2 separate regions of the Homo sapiens genome follow, and region 1 is linked to region 2. A link is a loop called in an ENCODE intact Hi-C map of the cell type or tissue named here. Cell type or tissue: PC-3. All regions are shown on one strand. Links, peaks and the distances in the headings refer to the core of each region. The heading gives the core; the rest is flanking DNA.

Region 1 (4,398 bases), core at 195-4,194, 50 kb before region 2:
ATAAAATAAAATCTGGTTTCTATGACTATTGCGTACAAACTATTAAATAATTGAAGAAATTTACAACCAAATGAGACGGACTTTTTAAATATACTAGAATCATATTCACTGCCTCAGAGAACTGAGTTATTTTCTTTCCCCCTCTTGCACTATTACTGACTCATAGCATGGACTTGAGCAAATTATTTAGTCTCTAGGCTTGTATTCTAATCATATGTGTAGTAATGACTATTAACTGCCATTACATGCACTTAAGATTCTCAGCTAAACATAAATCATCACATTCTGCAATACTATTTGTTCTGCCTTTGGAGGGACTGCCTCATATTCCAGAGATATATTAGAATGTTCTTTGAGTTGACATCTCCAGTGATCCAGCCATTAAATTAACATCTCCCTATTCCCCAGCTCTTCCATGATGGCCCTTGATGGTCCTGATCTAATTTTCCTTAGGTTATTTAATCTTTCCTAATATCAATCAACTGTAGTTCCATGGTTCATAATATGGTATTTATGGCTAAACAATGAAAAGTTCCTGAACCAGACCTGATGTCTTACAGGTACTGCAAACTTAACAAGTATGTATTAGACACTTGGATGGCTAATCCAATACCCACTCCCAATCCTCCTCTCTCTCCTATCTATCTTCACCATAAAGTTAAATACTCACTTCTCCAATGCCCCTTGCAGTTACTGGTAACCATTCCACTAGTTATGGCCAACAAGATGTAAGCTAAAATCTGTAAGGGGCATCTGGGAAAGCTTTTCTTGATAAAGAGGACAGACCCAACCAGTATCTTTCCCTTTCCCCTTCTTCCTGCTTTGAATTTATGCCTCAAGGCAGCTTTGGATAAGATGTCTGGAGTTGCAATCATGAGATAAACAACCTTATTATGAATAACAGAACAAACATGATTATCATAGAGTGCTGCATCAGTCCTAAAAGAGTCTACCTTCAGACCTCTTATGATTTGAGATTTTAAAAAATTGTTTGTAACAGGCCAGGCACAGTGACTCATGCCTGTAATCCCAGCACTTTGGGAGGCCGAGGCAGGTGGATCACGAGGTCAGGAGATCAAGACCATCCTGGCTAACACAGTGAAACCCCGTCTCTACTAAAAATACAAAACATTAGCCGGGTGTGGTGGCAGGCGCCTGTAATCCCAGCTACTCGTGAGGCTGAGGCAGGAGAATGGCGTGAACCTGGGAGGCAGAGCTTGCAGTGAGCCGAGATCGTGCCACTGCACTCCAGCCTGGGCAACAAAGTGATACTCCATCTCAAGAAAAAAAAAAAAAGAAGAAGAAGAAAAGAAAATGGAACCATCAATGCTTTGAAAACATCAAAGAATACTGTCATTTTAGAACTATCTACATTTAATTCCAAAATTCCATGACAAATATTCTTGTCAAGTAATATTAAGTTAATACTATAGAGCAGCTTTGGATATGTGGAAGTTTGCCCTTGCAACTGACAGCCAATATGTGTTAATATTAGCTTCCTATAATCAGTAAGCATGCTTATCCTGTGATTATATTTATCTTTATGCATGCTAAATCCTCCTCTCTCTCCTGGAGATTATTCTAGGAAAGAAGAAAGATTCACCACTATAATACATATACATGAATTATAGAGCTATACCCAAATATAGCCTAGTTAAATTACCATACTTAGAGAAGATTAATGAAATAACTATTAACTCCAAGTGTATTGTGTTTACCACCTGCCACCACACACACAAAGTGTCCTGTGCACAAAGACAATAGATAACAGAATTTCAGAGCTACAGGAGACCTCAGTAATAATTCAGTCCAACATGTTCATTTTTACCTAAAAAAAATTTTTTTTCAGGCAGCTCTCTCAACCAGGATAAGTTGAGAGACTCCTACAACATGCTTATTTATAAAGATATTTAAACTGAAACCTAAGAAATCTGAGGCCTAAAGAAATCAGAAAACTTCTTCTAAGTCACAGCCAGCCTACGGCAAAGCCATGGCTAAAAACCCTTGTCATCTGCTCCTGAATTTATCTCCAATCTTCCATTTGTTTTTTTAAGATAGCATAAAATCATAAAGCACTATTTGTATAGATTACTCAGCAGCCAGTACAAATGAGTCAGAACTCAAGCTTGCTCACTGGGTCTTTATAGTTAAAAACTGAAGTAGTCAGCTTTTATCTAAGATTAACACAAAAGTCTCACCAGTTATGAGAGTAAGTGAGCATTTTAAAATTTTTAATTTTATTTTTTTGAGACAGGGTCTTGCTCTATTATCCAGGCTGGAGTGCAGTGGCTCAATCACAGTCACTACAGCCTCAATGTCCTGGGTTCAAGCAATCCTTCCACCTCAGCCTCCCAAGTACCTGGGATTACAGGTGCATGCCACAATGTTCGGCTAATTTTTGTATTTTTTGTAGAGACAGGGTTTCACCATGTTGCCCAGGCTGGTCACGAACTCCTGGGCTCAAGTAATCTGCCCACCTCGGCCTCCCCAGTGAGTGAGCATTTTAATTCATGTTTTAAAAATGGGAAAAAAGGAAAAAGAAAGGCCAAACATATGCCTTGGCTAATAATCTAACAGAAGGCTACATTTTATTACTTTACCGTTAACGTACTGTAAAGATTCAGGCCACAGTCTTTTCACTCAGAAATAACTCACTTTTTCTATGTCAGATATCCAGACTTTAAAAAAAAAATGATCAGGGATCAATATTTAAGTCAGTAGGCTTCCCACTCCAGAAGCAAATGGTCGTTTTTGAGCCATTGGAAGTACTAAGGAGCCTGGACAGTCATAGCCACACTCTCCTTCCCACTCATGGGCTTTGCAGCAATGACAGGGGAAGAGCATGGTTAGAAAAGTGGCACAGCAACCCCAGCCAAACTAAAAGTAGATAAATGGCACCAGAGAAGAATACTATTTTTCAAAAGAAGGTTATTACTTTTTAGAAGAGATTGTGCTTCCCATATGTCCATCCCTTCAGAGCTTACATCCATGTAAGTGGTTTAATTCCATTACTTCTATTTTTTTTTGGGGGGGGGGCAGGGTCTCACTCTGTCACCCATGGGGCTGGAGTACAATGGTGCAATCACAGCTCAATGCAGCTGTGACTTCCCATGTATAAGCGATCTTCCCATCTCAGCCTCCTGAGTAGCTGAAACTATAGGTGCACACCATGCTCAGCTAATTTTTTTTTTTTTTTAATTGTAGAGGTGGGATTTCATCACGTTGCCCAGACTGGTCTTGAACTCCTGATCTCATGCAATCCTCCCACCGTGGCCTCCCAAAGTACTGGGATTATAGGCGTGAGCCACCATGCCCAGCCTGATTTCAATTTCTTTATATATAAAATCATAATACCTATCCTTAGGGAATTATTATGAAGATTAAGTGAATTAACTTGTGAAAAATAATTTTAAAAATTGTGAAAGCCATACAAATTTCAGGTATTACCATTATTACCTAATTCAGCAGAACTTGACATTTTCATGGATTTCAGAAATTGACAGAGTACATGGTAAAGAGCAGGAGCTCAGTAAGTGTTTACTGAATGAATTAACAAAATAATTAGAACCTCCTTCCAAGAAGTATTATCTTATATACATAATGGGCTGGGTGCAGTGGCTCCTGTCTGTTAATCCCTGTATTTTGTGAGGCCGAGGACAGAGGACGGCTTGAGCCCAGAAGTTCAGGACCAGCCTGGGTAACATGGTAAGACCTCCCCACCCTCATCTCTACAAATTTTTTTCTTTTTAATTAGCCAGGCACAGTGGTGCATACCGGTGGTCCTAGCTACTCAGGAGGCTGAGGTGCAAGGATCACTTGAGCCTGAGAGTTTGAGGCTGCAGTGAGCTGTGATCACGCCACTGCACTCCAGCCTGGGTGACAGATCAGGACCCTGTATCAAAAACAAAAGAAAAACCTCTGAGCCTTTCTGTATCTGATCTATGCATGCAATAGAACTGCTGTGAGGGTTAATGAGATAAAGCGCATAAAGCAAGCCAGGACTCTAAAGAAACATGTTCCTCTCAGCACCTTCTTAAATATATGAACCTGTCACACTAACATCATAAAGGCCAGAAAAAAGCTGAAAATTCAAGTTATAATAGCTTTGGTACCGCACACACATCCACAAATCTTTAAAACGCCCCAGTGCTCTAATTTAATAATTAAGTTTTTAGTTTCTGTTGGTGGAAATCCTGGAAGCAGAAGAATGGTAAACAAACATTATCTCAGTAACAATGCAAAGAAGTACCTGGAATGAGTAGGAGAACATACACGTATGAACCATAATGGCTTCTTTAATAGGAAACATCTCACTTTTCTTTTTTTATTTTTAGAGACAATCTTTGTCACTTAGGCTGAAATGCAGTGGCACAATCCTACAGCCTTGAATTCCTACAG
Region 2 (4,398 bases), core at 277-4,276:
GATTACAGGCATGAGCCACCATGCCTGGCCCTTCCATACCTTTTGAAACCAGCACATAACAGGTAAAAAGGCAGTTAATGGGACTGATAACCCAAGCTTTTTTTACTTTTAAATAAAATTAACGGCTGACTGTCAAAGGTCAAAGGCATCTATTTTTTAGATGGAGCACTCCCTTATAATGCTGGAGTTGAAATTCTTCCTTGAACTCTAAGGCTGATTATGGTTATTAGTGGTCAGGCTATCCTGGGTAAGTAATTACGGTCCTCTGCCCTCCAGGGCGAGGATGGGCAGATTCCTACGCAGTTCCATGGGCTGGGGGCTGGCAGGAAGTGAAGGCTATCAGCTCTCTGAAGCCTTAGGCATGTAATAGGGAACAGAACACAAATATCTTTTCTTCTGAGATTGCGGCCTACAGAATAAGCAGGACTCAATCAACATTAGATGAGTTTGTAGCTACTGAGCACATTATCCCCAATACAAATACCTCATTTGGAATTTCCATTCATTTTCATTCAATGAAGGGAAATGACTGTCCATTATTTTGGAAGAAAACATTTATAATGACTAGTCCTCAAGAATAACTTGTTTTATTACCATGATTTGTGAAAAGCAACAGGGTAGACAGTTCAAGGAAGGACACAGACAGTGCCCTGTTTTAGGTTCCAAATTTCTTCTTTTTAATGGGTGGTGGGAGCTGAGCAATGATGTCATCCAGAGGCCGTTCTACTGCCACGAGTGTTCTTTCATCCAAAAGATCCATGAAGAGTAGAGGCTGCAGAGGGATGATAATTATTCTATCAGGACTTAGGATCCAGGGCTAGTCCTGAAAGAACTGACTGTAGGTAGACACCATCTAAGCTAAAAGGTTAGCCTAGTTCAAGGCTCAAATGATTTAAATTTCTTGACAATCTTTCCTGCCCTGGGACTCAAAATAGTTGGAATGCATAAAAGCTTTTTTTTTTATTTTTTAGAGATCTTGCTATGTTGCCTAGGCAGGAGAGCAGTGGTCATTCATAGACATGATCAACGTGCACTGAAGCCCTGAACTCCTGGGCAATCATCCTGCCTCAGTCTCCTGAGTAGCTGGGACAATAGGTAGGTGTGCACGGCTGCGCCTGGCTCAAGATTGGGAGCCTTTTTTTTTTTTTTTTTTTTTTTTGAGACAGTCTCGCTCTGCCGCCCAGGCTGGAGTGCAGTGGCGCAATCTCGGCTCACGGCAAGCTCCGCCTCCCGGGTTCACGCCATTCTCCCGCCTCAGCCTCCCGGGTAGCTGGGACTACAGGTGCCCACCACCACGCCCGGCTAATTTTTTGTATTTTTAGTAGAGATGGGGTTTCACCGTGTTAGCCAGGATGGTCTCGATCTCCTGAACTCGTGATCCGCCCACCTTGGCCTCCCAAAGTGCTGGGATTACAGGCGTGAGCCACTGCGCCCGGCCAAGATTGGGAGCTTTTAACTAAGTTCACTCATAAAAGGTCTCAGCAGGATTTTTTTACATTTCTCTGGATAGAAAATCTATGCTTCTTATATCTCAAGAATCAATGTTAAGCAAGGACTTTAAAGCCTAAGTTCTTTTTTTTCTCAGACAGAATCTCGATGTTACCCAGCCTGGAGTGCAGTGGTGCAATCATACTCACCGCAGCCTTGAACTCCTGAGCACAAGCTATCCTCCCATCTCAGCCTCTTGAGCAGCTGGGACTACAGGCATGCTCCACCACACCTAGCTAATTTTTATATTTTTTTTTTTTTTGTAGAGACAGGGTCTCACTATGTTGCCCAGACTGGTCTTGAACTCCAGCCTCAACCTCCTAAAGTACTGAGATTACAGGCGTGAATCACCATACCCAGCCTAAGGCAACTGACAACTGGCAAGCTACAAATGCATCAAGAAGCTAATCACATTTGAGTCATTTGAGTAATCAGTAATTTACAGAACTCTCCTTTTTTTTTTTTTGTTAATAGTGATGGGGTTTCACCATGGTGCCCAGGCTGGTTTTGAATTCCTGGGCTGAGGAGATCCACCTGCCTTGGCCTCCCAAAGTGCTGGGATTACAGGTATGAGCTACCAAGCCCAGCCTGCTTGACATTTATCCTATGGAACACTCCAACAAGTAAAATTTAAAGCCAGCTCTCATGACAACAAAGACTCTACCCTCAGCGCCAACATTTCTCACTACTTACGCATTTCATTTTGGTTAAGTATGATGTGCCTGCCTCTAACCTACTAAGGCAAGAACAATAAAACATATACAAGGGACAGCCAGCCTCAAAAAGGTGACTTGTCTCCCACAAGCCAGGTTCTCTGCATGGAAACTGAAGGTGCTCTTATCTTCCGATTGTGGAGTTTATTACATTTTGGTATCACAAAGGAACCAACTATCCAGAATAACAACACAAGATGTTTTACCTTATATATCTTAGAAATTTTAAAAGCATGAGCTGTGCGCCTCCGGATGACATCTGATTCATTCGTGGGAGGAAATGGATTGTAGAGTAAGGTTTTGTCATTTGGAAGGGGCTAAAAAAACAAAGACACATTGTTTAAATGGTTACTTTTATTGGGCTTCTGCAGACCAAAGATCTGTAGTGCATTTTGAGCCCAACATCATCTTCTAACCATCATATATATTCAGTACCTCCCTGACATTCGTTAATTCGGGAAAACAGCTGTAGCCATAATACCTCTATTCAGAAAAACTAGGGGGGAAAAAAAGAAGAAAAGGAGAGAGAGGGAGAAAGAGCTGAAGCTACTCTTGCAGCCACACTGTAGAGGGTGGGTGTATGAGGCAAAGAGAGCTTGTTAACTCCATGCAGCAAGATCAAAGGGCCCTTCTGCGGCTTCTGGCCTGTCTCATCAGTATCACTTTGTCAGAATGGAACAAACTGGCAAGTGCAGGAGCTCAGCCCACACAGGGTCTGTGCTTTCTAGACTCTCCCCCAACCAGATCACAGACTGGACAAGTGACTGGAGTTCTCCCCAGGCGAAACCTCAACACAAACCACCTGTGCTGATGTCACTGACACCTCGAGGTGGCCTCTGGCCAAAGAAATGATATTTTGTCTCTGACTTCCTGGGAAATAGCTATGCCTACTGTAAGGAAGCGATGAACTTAAAGCCAATGCTTTGGAAAAAATGATCTGGGCTCAATTACAAAGAGGCAAGAGAGTGGGAGGGGCCCTTCCTGTATCACTCATCTTGCAGAAGGCACTTGTCAGCCAGCTCTGCTTCCCACACCCAGAGGTCGCAGGGCCCACGAGATGATTCCAGTGACACATCCCCGTGCACACCTCCTTTAGAGCCATCTGCTGCTTTCCCCCATGTTCCTTCCACCCCCACCTTCACAAACACACCAAAACACCGTGTGATGGTTGTAATCTAAGCCCAAAGTGCAGGACAGGCATGGCCACAATGCTCCTAGGAAACAAAGCACCTGCCCAGAAAAGCCATACAAATTCAGGGTGAATCAAAACAGCAGCTGGCAAAGAGGACAGAATCTAAAACTGAAGAAAATGCTCGTATCCCATGTAAATCACAGCCATGAAGAATTTTCCTAGCTGGGTTTTTCGAAGATGTTAAGACCAGTTCCTCAAGCCTGCAGACAGCGTTTTAGTAGCTTTAGCGAAGGGGCACAGAGGTCAAAACCTCAGCCTGTACCTCCTTTAATGAAACCAGGTTATTCAGATACCCCAGAGTTCAAAGTTGAAAGCAAGTTAGCCAAATCAATGATACTTCCGGATGAGGGTCACCTTCCGAATACTGGCCTAATCACTTTTCTGTGTAAGATTTATGTGCTTACTCGCAAAGTAGACAAATAGTCAAATCAGCAAAAGCCAGTATACAAAGGCCAGCCCCTTCCCCGAGAGCCTCCCGAAGAACTGTGGGAACACAAACCAGGGAATCTGTAAAACAAAAGCCCCTCTCCTCCAAGAAATGTACTAGCTACCTGTATTCTGATTTACTAGCTACCTTTATTCTGAGTCTCTGTCCTCTTACCTTATTGTACTTGTTGCTTTTAGAACTTTAAGATTCAGAAGAAGATTTGGGAGGTAGCAGTGAAGAACTCACCAATGACTTGTCAATGATGCAGAACATGTAGGCATCATGGAGAAGGATGTGCATCGGTCTCTTGGGATGAAAACTGATGTGTGTGATAGGAGTATCCCTTTGGAGCCAAAGGTGGTGAAAGCCCTGCTTCTGGACAGTCCGGCTCCAATCTGTATACTGTTTGTCTGGGATGCTGTACTCAAATACCTGAGGGAGGACATGACATAGAGAAATGCAGGCTGGTACTCAGAAAGACCAGAAGGGCATTCTCATCCCTAACCAGAAAGTATCTATACAAAGCTTCAACTGTATTATATTCATTCTATGCTCTCCCAACACTTTTTTTTTTTTTT

Evidence for each region. Peaks named below come from ENCODE experiments on the same cell type or tissue, not always from the same donor. Only the 100,000 strongest peaks of a DNase experiment are listed, where the experiment ranks them.
Region 1: a loop joins it to region 2, with 2.5 times the contacts of the local background. A loop is called at or near these places in 1 of 110 quality-filtered maps.

Annotation. Positions count from the first base shown.
Region 1 is chr16:69,215,322-69,219,719 of GRCh38, reverse strand. All of the region lies in intron 1 of SNTB2 (syntrophin beta 2), which reads right to left. Among named protein-coding and RNA genes, the nearest start is that of SNTB2, 30 kb to the right of the region's middle. In PC-3, for the core only: no CTCF peak of the experiment used is centred there; a DNase peak (open chromatin) is centred at 2,029; H3K4me3 peaks cover 754 bases; H3K27ac peaks cover 2,321 bases.
Region 2 is chr16:69,165,195-69,169,592 of GRCh38, reverse strand. It overlaps UTP4 (UTP4 small subunit processome component), which reads right to left. Exons shown (of 17, transcript NM_032830.3): 15 at 4,067-4,252; 16 at 2,408-2,518; 17 at 572-772. The coding sequence ends at 656. Among named protein-coding and RNA genes, the nearest start is that of SNTB2, 20 kb to the left of the region's middle. In PC-3, for the core only: no CTCF peak of the experiment used is centred there; DNase peaks (open chromatin) are centred at 2,342 and 3,082; H3K4me3 peaks cover 765 bases; H3K27ac peaks cover 3,047 bases.